Regions from separate parts of the Homo sapiens genome. Here region 2 is linked to region 1. Evidence: chromatin contacts called from ENCODE Hi-C or POLR2A ChIA-PET data. All regions are on one chromosome and are shown on one strand. Each heading gives the region's core, a stretch centred on a gene start or an enhancer-like site at or near the end of the contact. The rest is flanking DNA. Distances are from core to core; before and after follow the strand shown. Region 1 overlaps HIVEP3 (HIVEP zinc finger 3). Region 2 overlaps HIVEP3 (HIVEP zinc finger 3).

Region 1 (4,857 bases), core at 1,166-3,665:
CTCACATGACACTTCCTGTCGAGAGCAAGAACGCACCTCTTCCCGGCTCCAGCACCTCGCACCTTTCAACACAGAATCAAAGACTGGGCTGGGTTACCTAGAGTTAATTGGAGGTAACTAGAGGAACAAGGACACATGGCTGAAAGGACTGTCACCTTCAGGAGGCCCTGGTCCCAAGCCTAGGGCTGCTACTTACAAGCTGGTGGCCTCGGTCAGGGCCCTTCTCCCTCTCTTCTCTTCACTTTCTCCTTCTGTAAAATGAGTAGGGAGTTGGAAAGGAGGAGTTTAGAATTCCTCTAAGAATATTCCAGCTTTAAAGTCAACGGGGACCCATTCAGAATAAAAAGGTCAGTGACGGATATCAGGCCCTTTGCCAACAGCAAGTTTGGGAACCCTGGGAAACCCGTGGTCCCTGGACATAGAGTTGAGGGAGTGAGGCAGTGACGATGAGCTTTGCCAATCTGAGAACCAGTGCCTTCTCAGTTTCTTGCCAGTTTTGCAGATGAGCAGTTGATTTACAGAGTTGGAGTGAGTTGCCTCAAGTCACAGAGCCAGGGTGAGAGATAGCATGGGCCCAGGTCTGCCCTGTTCTTCACAACATAATGTTGGAAGTAGAGGGAAAGGCAGGGAAAGGGGCTGCCGGTTACTGATCACCCCTGTGCACTGGGCTCTCTGCTTCCCCCAGGATCTCGTTTTATTCCCACAGCCACCTTGGGAGGTGGACTCCCTGAATGGAACCCCTGAGGGTGGCGGAGACAGTAGTCTGATTTCTGGTTGTTCCTGGATGGCTGTGTGTTGGGGGAAGCACGTGGCCAAGGCAGCCTGGGTAACCCCTAGTCCATGTGGGAGATGGTGACTGAGAGCGAGATTGCAGCCACGTGGAGATTGTGGGCAGCAGTGTGGCTGGGACAGCAGCTGCTCTCCCTATGCAAATGAGGCCCTCAGCACCCACCATCCAGCACTGAGCAAACACCCAGCAGAGAAACCCCCTCCTAAACCTCTCTGGGACCCTAGCCTGTGCCTTCTGACACCTTCACCGCAGCAGCTGCCTGTACTCTAAGCCCAGTCCCAGGCCACAGCAGTTCACAAGAACCATGCCCACCCCTTGGGGGAATTCCCGTGTCTGTCTGGAGACAAACTGCAGCCTAGGCAAGTCTGGCTGTAGAAGCTGACCCTAGAAGCCAGCCCTGCATTAAGAGCTGACTGTAGCATCCCCAGTGGCATGCCCGTATCACTTCCAGGGCCAGTCTGAGAACTGTCAGTGGGGCTGTAGATTGAGAACAAGTCTGGCCTCATCCACCCTCTGCAGATCCCAAGCATATCGCCTTTGGCCCCTCCCCTGCACATTTGCTCATGCTGTCCCCTTGGGATTACATTTCACCCCCCCTTACTCCCCCTGCTCTGTCGCCTTGGCAGAACCAGCCCCGCATCCCCTGCCCAGCACTGAGTGCCCCAGGCCTGGGTGCCGTCTATCATTACAGCCTGCTCATGTCCTTGGACTCCAGCTCCCCTCTAGGCTGGGCACTCCCTGGGCTGGGGCTGAGGAATTTGTGCCTGGCTTTGGATTGAGTGTGGTCTCATTTATTCCTTGCAACCTAGAAGACAGATATGCTTATTGTTCTAGCTTTATGGGTGAAGAAAGATACTCAGAGAGGTCAAGTCACTTGCTCAAGGTTGCACAGCTACCAAGTAGGAGAGCTGGGATAAGGAACTGGAGTTGCATGCAGAGTCTGTAATTGGGAATAGACTGGCCCTTATTCAGCCCTTTGTTCCCAGGCCTGACAAAGCCTAGGGTGATTAAGGACCAGCAAGCGTTGATGCATTCTTGTTCAACAATAAGATGGTGGATACTCTCCCTGTCTGTTCCCCAGGTATCCTGAAGGTGCACCCTGCCGCTGTGTGCACAGCCCACCTACCCCAACATGCACCCGTCAGGCCCTGGATGAGGGCATTTGCTCAGGAGATCCTTCCAGCAGTGTGGTGGGCTCAGGATGGTTATACCCATTTTATAGATAGGAAACTGGGTACTAGAGAGGTCTAATAAATGTCCCAGAATGACCCAGCAGGAAGTAGCTGACTACGACTCCAGCCCAGGGCTTGGGGCTCTGTGTCTGGTGCTCCTTCCTAGGCTGGCGGGATGAGGCCATGCTTGCCAAAGTCACCCGGGCTGCCTCTGGCCCAAAGTGACGGAGCAGTTGGTCAGCTAGTCCTCCACCCCGAGGCCTCTGAGAAGAGAGGAAACACCGGTCTGCGGGGGATTCCTCCGGCGGCGCCGCGCCCCTCAGCCACTTCCTCTGGACACTCTCGTTTTCTTTGTCACTTGTTTTAGTTTCTGCTTTTCTTCCCTCGTTCCTTTTTCTCAAGGCCACTTTCATTTCCGTCTGGCAGTGTCCCCCCAGCCCACCCCTACTCCTCTCTGCTCAGCTCCCACTGCCTGCTGCCACTTTGGGATCCCCAGAGGCCTTGCCTGCCTGGGCCACATTTCCCAGCTGGTAGGGGTCAGGCACAGGAAGGGGCTGCCTCCCGGCTTCATCCCTCGTGGTGGGGAAGCTGAGGTGGCTGTCAGATCGCCCTAGGATCCCAAGCAGCCCCAGGTTCCCTGCTTAGCCTCTCTGGGCCCCAGGCTCTTTCTCATCTATGAGATGGGAGGAAGTCCACCCTCAGAGAGTGTGAGGAGAGAAGGAGATGACACACGTGAAGCTCCAGTAACTAGCACATAGAAAAACCCAGTGAACACCAGCTCTGCATCTCCGGACCTGCCTGTGAGTTCAGTCTTCTGTGCCTGCAGTCTTCTCCCCCAACACTGGGCGCCCACACCTGGCCAAAGGCAGACCTCGCCATCTGTGCCTCCCGCGCTGAGACACCAAAGCCTGTAGAAAGGTGGTTCTGAGAAAGGAAGAGAGGATTATCACTTACGCCCTCTGGAGTCCATATGTACAGCCCTCTACCACAGCAAGAGCCCCTGCCCCCATGCCCAGCACAGAGGCATCATTTTCCCTGCAGACTGCCAGCCACCAGGCACTCAACACTCAGGGTAGGGCAGCCCTCCATTGTTCGACAGCTCTGCCTTTTTTAAGAAAGTTCTTCTCTCTAGTCAGCTGAGACCTGCCAGCCTCCACACCTGTCCTCTATCTTTGACCTTCCCCAAAAGAACTGATCTCCTCTCTCCTATTGTTCTAGATGTCTCAGTATTGCACTTGGGCCTCTCCAGACTTGCCCCAAATCCTTCTGCTCCAGTGTCCCAGTATCCCAGAGCAGTTAAGATTTTGGACTCCAGAGCACAACTCCCCCAGTTCAAATCGTGGTGAGGCCACTTGCTATCTATGTGACACTGGGAGTTTCCTAACCCCTCCACGCTCAAAAGGAGGTAACTGTGGGACTTAACATGAGCGGGTGTGTAAACGTCACCCACTGCCATGGCTGTTTATGATCAAACATCTACAAAATCTGTAACAGCTTCTCAAAGGGCCTCACTTCCAGCCCCCTTCATGCCTGCTTGCCTGCTGGTTCTATTTGGTAGTTTCCCTGTTACAACTTAGAGATGGTGCCTTGACTCTTGGAGGCAGCCAGACATTGAGGAAGGAGCCCTGGTTTTGGAAGTAGACCTGTGTTCAAATCTCAGGTCCATCCCGGGTTTGATTTACCCGGGAGACACCATGGGCCCATGTGGCTTCTCGAGGGCTCATGAAAATGCTTGAGACATGAAAAGAAAAAGGTTTGGTTTCAAAATATGAAAACTGCTCATCAAAATTAATATTTAGTTAATATACTCAAGCATAATGAATTGTATGATTTAGTTTTTATAGAAACAGCCCTCCTTTTGGGGGTTAGCATGCCTCACCTTGCCAAGGTTCCTGATTGCAGACAATGACTGCTGAGAAATCAGAGCATATCATTCATACTACAGGTTACTCACTGAAAATCACTTCAAAAACAAAATTATCTTTTAAATGTATAGTTGTTTTCCAGCAAAATATTACATTCAGCAAGGGATAAATTTTATAGAATGTCGGGGAGGCTTCCAAAAGTAATGCAGCTTGGGTCTTAAAATGACCCTGGGACTGGTCAACTCATCTCTCTGAGCCACTATGTCCTCATCTGCAAAATGGGGACAATACACCTGTTTTCCAGTATTGTTGAGCCTATCCTGGAGATCTGATAGTGCCTGCCTGTCTTTTGGGGGTCACTGGAGGAAGGGACAGAGGACTGTTGGCCCTTGCCTCTTATGGAGTTTCCATACGGATGCTGGACACTGAACCTGTTTGCTTTATCAGTCCTATGTGTCTGGGCCTTTCATCCCAGCTTCTGCCCATTCATCTTGGAGCGAGCAGTTACCATCAGCACAGACAATAGTTTGGGCTTTGGGAGGTGGGAAGTCCTGGGAATTCTTAGTTATTCCATTGCTGTTGCATTAGGTAGGTCCGCACATGCCCTTGAAGATTGAACATCCCTCCTGGGCTCTAACATAATTCAGGAAAAAGAGATGTCTGTTCTCTTGCCTCTTGACAGCTATTCCTTGTAAGGAACCATCATTCCCTTGTCCCTGTGACTGGGAGAGGCTTGTGGCAGGAGTGAGGAGACATCGGCTGATAAGTGGCAACCAGTTAGGGGCCCAGCTGCATGTCTGCATGTCCCGAAGCGTTCTTGATTCAGGGATGCCATTCACAGCATGAGAGGTGCCTCTTATGTGCCCATCCTGCTTAGGGTCAGCTGTTTCATTCAAAGATGGTAAAAAGTGTTGAGTCTTGGGTTTCAATTCTGCCTTTCTCATTCACTTGCTGTATGACTCTGGGCAGGTCACTTGACCACTCTGAACCTCAGTTTCCTCCTCTGCCAAGTAGGAAAACAAACAGCTGG
Region 2 (5,442 bases), core at 771-3,270, 210 kb after region 1:
AGCCCTCCCCTGAGGTCCCTGCCCTGCCCCAGCCTCATTTTCCCAGTGGAGCAAACGAGGATGCTCAGAGCCACTTTTCGGAGGACGAAATCCATGCATTCATTCCAGAAGTAATTACTGGGCACAGTCTCTGTGCCTGGCTCTGTTCTGGGTGCTGGGGGTTCCGCAATAAATAAAACAGCTCCTGCCCTCAGGCAGTCGGCATGGCAGGGGAGCTGGGCAAGGAACGATGGTGGAGTAGAGCAGGGGCCCTGCCTGTGAAGCCAAAGAGAAAGCAGAAGAGCCAAGTGAGGGCTGGGGCCCGTGGGGAGGGCCGCTGTGCTAGACAGGGCGGTGTGAGCAGAGAACCCACCCGGAGGAACCGGGGTCAGGAGCCACGTGGGGTCAGGGAGGAGCTCTCCTGCAGAGGGAGCAGCAGGTGTGGGGTCCCCGGGGGCCACGGCGCTTGGCCCGCGTGCTGGAGCCCGCTGGACGCGGGGGCAGCCGGTTCAGAGAGAGCTAGAGCCTGAGGGCTGAAGGGCATGGGGGGGTGCCCTGGAGCGGAGGAGAGAGGCAGGGCGTCCTCTGGCCTGTGCCGTGGGCGCGGGGAGCACGGGTGTGCTCAGGAGGTGGAAAAGCGGCGGGATTCTGGGGAGGTTCCGGAGGGAGAGCCCACAGGCTCAGATGACCCCATATGGGGCAGAAGAGAGGGGGAAGAACGAAAAGGAGCCATGGAGGACTCCAAGGATTACGGCCCAAGAGACTGAAGGATGGAGTTTCCACTTCCCGCGACGAGACAGATGCCGGGGGGAGCGGCAGGAGTTCGTGTCTGTGGGACGCGAGGTGGCGCGTGGGAGAACTGCCTGGAAGGAGCCAGGCGCCCCGGCCCTGCCCATGGTGCTGGCCAGGCTGGGCGCTAGCGCCACCGTGTGGCCTCTCCCAGCGGCGCCCGCCGCGCGCTCAAGCTCTCTCATTTGTGGAGCGTTGGCCTGGATCCCAGCAGGGGCGGGGCCGCCCAGCCAGGGGCATTCCCTCAGCGCCCTGCAGGAACGCAGATGTGGAGGCCCCGGCCAGCCCCGAGCTGGGCAGGGGACTCTTGGCTTCCAGCATTCATGCACTGAGTGCCCAGGACGGGCCATTACCCCCACTGGGTCTCAACTTCCACATTAGTAAAGAGGATCTTTAGGAGCCCTCCCTGCTGGACATCAGGAGACGCTGGTCCTGACTCTCCTTCACTCCTAACACTACCCCTGTGACCTTCATCTGCAAAATGCTGACAATCCCACCCCAGCTACCTGCCTGCTGAGACTGGGGGGACAGGGTATCATGGGATGACAGGAGCTGAAGTTTATTGGGTACTTACTGTGTGCCAGACCCTCACAGTCCTCTGAACAGCTTCCTAGAGTGCTTTTATTGCTACCCAGTTTACAGATGAGGAAACCAGACACACAGAAAGTAAAGTATCCAACGTCACACAGCAAGGAAGTGGTAGTGCTGAGATTCAAACCCGACCATTCCCTGCTTCTTAGTGCAGCACATCATTTTTAAACTGTCAGCGTAATAATGCAAGGGCTGTAAACCTTAGTTCTGACTCAGCCACCAGCTCTCACTGGGTCATCTGTGCCTGGATTTTGCTGTATGTAAATGAGGGGCAGGGCCAGGTGAACAGGTGTTGAATTAGGCCCCTCCCAAAGTCCTAGGCAAGGGAGGTAAATGCCTGGGGCATAACTACAAAGTTCACCCCCATCCCCAGCCCTGCTCTCATCCTAATCCTTCATTCCTCCTCTGGTCTCATCACCCTGCCTCTAGCCTCAGGGGCCTCCTTTTGCCTGCCAGCCCCAGCTCCACCCCATAGCTTTTGACCTACATCCGGCTGAATGCCCACTTTTGTCCACTTTGGACATCTGACTGCTGCATATTGAGTGACTTGGAAGTGCTAGTTCCGGGCTTTCTGGCCCCGGGGCAGCTGGGCATGGTTGAGAGCCAAAGCCTAGCTGCCCCAGCGGCCTGAGTCAGTTTCTGTGCCAGCCCTCCTGGTCAGGTGGGTGCAGTACTGATATGTGTGAGCGATGGGGCTGGCTGGCCAGCTCAACCCACCTGTCAGCAACCTCACTCTGCAGACCAGAAACAGGTTCCAATGGTCTAGTGATGGGCCAGCGAACAGGCCAGATGTTAGCGGAGCTCTCCCCAGCATCCGGATTGCTGTCCATTTCAGAGATGCCCAAACTAGACTCCTGACATGTTAGAGGTGACCCGACTGGTTGGGGTCATCCCAGAGGAATCAGACCAGGAGGCTAGTATTCCAGAGCCCTAACCCCCACTTTTAGACTCTATTCAATAACTCTGTCATTATTCTTATAGTCTGTTTAAGGAGTGCAAGTGACCTAAATGTCCAACAATATCTGAAACAAGTATCACAATTTTGTTTTTTGTTTACTCTTGTGAACAATTGCTTCCAAGTCACTCAACATGCAGCAGTCAGATGTCCAAAGTGGACAAAAGTGGGCATTCAGCCACATGTAGGTCGAAAACTATGGGGTGGAGCTGGGGCTGGCAGGCAATGGGAGGGCCCCGAGGCTAGAGGCAGCCTGGACTTCAAAAGGGCAGTGGCTCCTCAGATAAGAGCGTGGCTGGGATGGGGACCTGCTCTGCAGCCTGAGGCCAGCTTAGTCAAGCCGCCCACAGAGGCCAGAGTCCGCCACCTGCCAGATGCCATTGTGCCAGCCACCGGGAGCCTGGTCACCGTGGCAGATGTGTGTGTACACTGACCACGGATGGCTCTGTGCTGCTGGACCAGCCAGTGTGACTGCCCTGTCCTGGAATAACAGATTTCATCATTAATGTATTAATATGGTAGCTATAATTATTTTTAAGCCCTCAATATGTGCCAGGCCTTCATTTTAGTCCTCCTAGAAAACCTGGTGAGGTGAGACCATCACATTCATTCGACAAAGGGGGAGACCAAGCAGAGCAAGGTGGTAAGTTGCCCATGGTGAAGCCAGCACTGAGATGCTAGTGAAACAAACAAACAAACAAACAAACAAACAAAGACTGTCTTCTTTGCTATGGCTCAATCCCAGCCCTACTGCTGTCTTCCATGGGCAAGTTACTTACTTTCTCTTACCTCAGTTTCCTCATCTGTAACATGAGGATGAGAACAGTACCAGCTTCACAGGATTCTCTGAGGTCTAAATGAATAAATATACCTAAAGCTCTCAGAACTGAACATTGCACATTCTAGGCATAAGGGAATTATTGTTCATTATTATTTACAAAGCGCTCCCATATCTGTTACGTTTCTTGGTTGTCCCAACAATCTTGTGCCCTTGCGATGGCTATTTTGCCCAGTCAGCAGGCAAGGAAACTGGGGCTCAGAGAGGAGCAGCCGTGTGGGCAGTGGGGCCAAGGCCCAACTGTGACCTTGGGTCTTCTGTGTTTGCCCTCAGGAACCAGTGACGACCTGTTCCAGGACTCGGAAGGACGAGAGGGTTCAGAGGCTGTGGAGGAGCACCAGTTTTCGGACCTGGAGGACTCGGACTCAGACTCAGACCTGGACGAAGACGAGGATGAGGATGAGGAGGAGAGCCAGGATGAGCTGTCCAGACCATCCTCAGAGGCGCCCCCGCCTGGCCCACCACATGCACTGCGGGCAGACTCCTCACCCATCCTGGGCCCTCAGCCCCCAGATGCCCCCGCCTCTGGCACGGAGGCTACACGAGGCAGCTCGGTCTCGGAAGCTGAGCGCCTGACAGCCAGCAGCTGCTCCATGTCCAGCCAGAGCATGCCGGGCCTCCCCTGGCTGGGACCGGCCCCTCTGGGCTCTGTGGAGAAAGACACAGGCTCAGCCTTGAGCTACAAGCCTGTGTCCCCAAGAAGACCGTGGTCCCCAAGCAAAGAAGCAGGCAGCCGTCCACCACTAGCCCGCAAACACTCGCTAACCAAAAACGACTCATCTCCCCAGCGATGCTCCCCGGCCCGAGAACCACAGGCCTCAGCCCCAAGCCCACCTGGCCTGCACGTGGACCCAGGAAGGGGCATGGGCGCTCTCCCTTGTGGGTCTCCAAGACTTCAGCTGTCTCCTCTCACCCTCTGCCCCCTGGGAAGAGAACTGGCCCCTCGAGCACATGTGCTCTCCAAACTCGAGGGTACCACCGACCCAGGCCTCCCCAGATACTCGCCCACCAGGAGATGGTCTCCAGGTCAGGCCGAGTCACCACCACGGTCAGCGCCGCCAGGGAAGTGGGCCTTGGCTGGGCCGGGCAGCCCCTCAGCGGGGGAGCATGGCCCAGGCTTGGGGCTGGACCCACGGGTTCTCTTCCCGCCCGCGCCTCTACCTCACAAGCTCCTCAGCAGAAGCCCAGAGACCTGCGCCTCCCCGTGGGTGAGTTCCTGCCCCTGGTGGCTGGGCCGCTTCTCCCCTGTGGGTGCAGGGGTTGCAAGTTCACACCCTCCTGGGTATCACACCTGGAACTAAACAGCTCTGCCAGCTCAGTAGTTATTAATAATTTCGCAAACATTTATTAGGCACCTACTGTGCCATGCACCATGCTGGCTGCCCTAAATCAGCTGGCTTATTAAACTTTATTTTAGCCTCAGAAGCACAGAGCATGGACTCTGGAGTTCATGGGAAATGGGTTCTACCACGTATTAGTCCGTTCTTGTATTGCTATAAACAAATTCCTGAGACTGGGTAATTTATAATGAAAAGAGGTTGAATAGGCTCACAGTTCTTCAGGCTGTACAGGAAGCGTGGTGCCAGCATCTGCTCGGCTTCTGGGGAGGCCTCAAGCAGCTTTTACTCATGGCAGAAGGCAAAGCGGGAACAGGCATCTCACATGGCAGAGTGGAAGCAAGAGAGAGAGTTGGGGGAAAGGTGCCACACGCTCAAAATGCCAGATCTCATGAGAAATCACTATCTGGAGGACAGTATCAGGCCCTGAGGGATCCGTCCCCATGACCCAAACACCTCCCACCAGGCCCACCTCTAACACTGGGGTTTACAATTCAACACGAGATTTGGGCGGGGACAAATATCCAAACGATATCATATCACTTGCAAGGGGTGTGGCCTTGGATGAGGTTGTAAATACTCGTGCAATTCCCCATCCCCCACCCCATCCCCATCTGCCTGTGTTCTTTGAGCAGATGGCACAACTTAACCAAAACCATCACCATCTCCAATATCACTGTCACCAGTGCTCTCAGAGACACCACAACCAATATCATCCTTGTCAACCATCAGCACTATCCCCATGGCCAGCACCACCACTGTCACCATTGCACCAACACACCACTGCTGCCACCCCATGAGCACAGTCACCATCCCTGTCCCCTCAGCTGCCATGACCCCTCCACCGATAGCACCATCATTGTCAGCTGACCCCCTTCCGACACCTTCTCTGTCCCCGTGTTGCCATGACCCAGCCCTGTCACTCCTGGAGGAACACTGATCTAGGAATCTTT

The links. A loop is a pair of places that touch in the nucleus more often than their neighbours do. ChIA-PET counts read pairs that join two places held with the same protein, here RNA polymerase II (POLR2A). Pooled maps may share reads with other maps.
Region 2: a pooled map shows a loop between it and region 1 (8-fold over the local background). The contact joins two enhancer-like sites. A Hi-C loop is called at or near these places in 6 of 37 single-sample maps with no recorded cell type and 3 of 50 pooled maps. POLR2A ChIA-PET finds 5 or more read pairs at or near these places in 2 of 52 experiments (B cell and activated T-cell).

What each region holds. Positions count from the first base shown.
Region 1 is chr1:41,725,014-41,729,870 of GRCh38, reverse strand. All of the region lies in intron 1 of HIVEP3 (HIVEP zinc finger 3), which reads left to right. Among named protein-coding and RNA genes, the nearest start is that of HIVEP3, 190 kb to the left of the region's middle. RefSeq lists an enhancer at 1,445-1,514. Within about 2 kb of position 2,415, at least 17 of the 41 ENCODE cell types and tissues checked have a DNase peak (open chromatin) inside an H3K27ac peak, as active enhancers do.
Region 2 is chr1:41,511,734-41,517,175 of GRCh38, reverse strand. HIVEP3 (HIVEP zinc finger 3) reads left to right here. Exons shown (of 9, transcript NM_024503.5): 8 at 3,426-4,360. Among named protein-coding and RNA genes, the nearest start is that of EDN2, 30 kb to the right of the region's middle. RefSeq lists a silencer at 824-1,003 and an enhancer at 3,648-4,148. Within about 2 kb of position 2,020, at least 12 of the 41 ENCODE cell types and tissues checked have a DNase peak (open chromatin) inside an H3K27ac peak, as active enhancers do.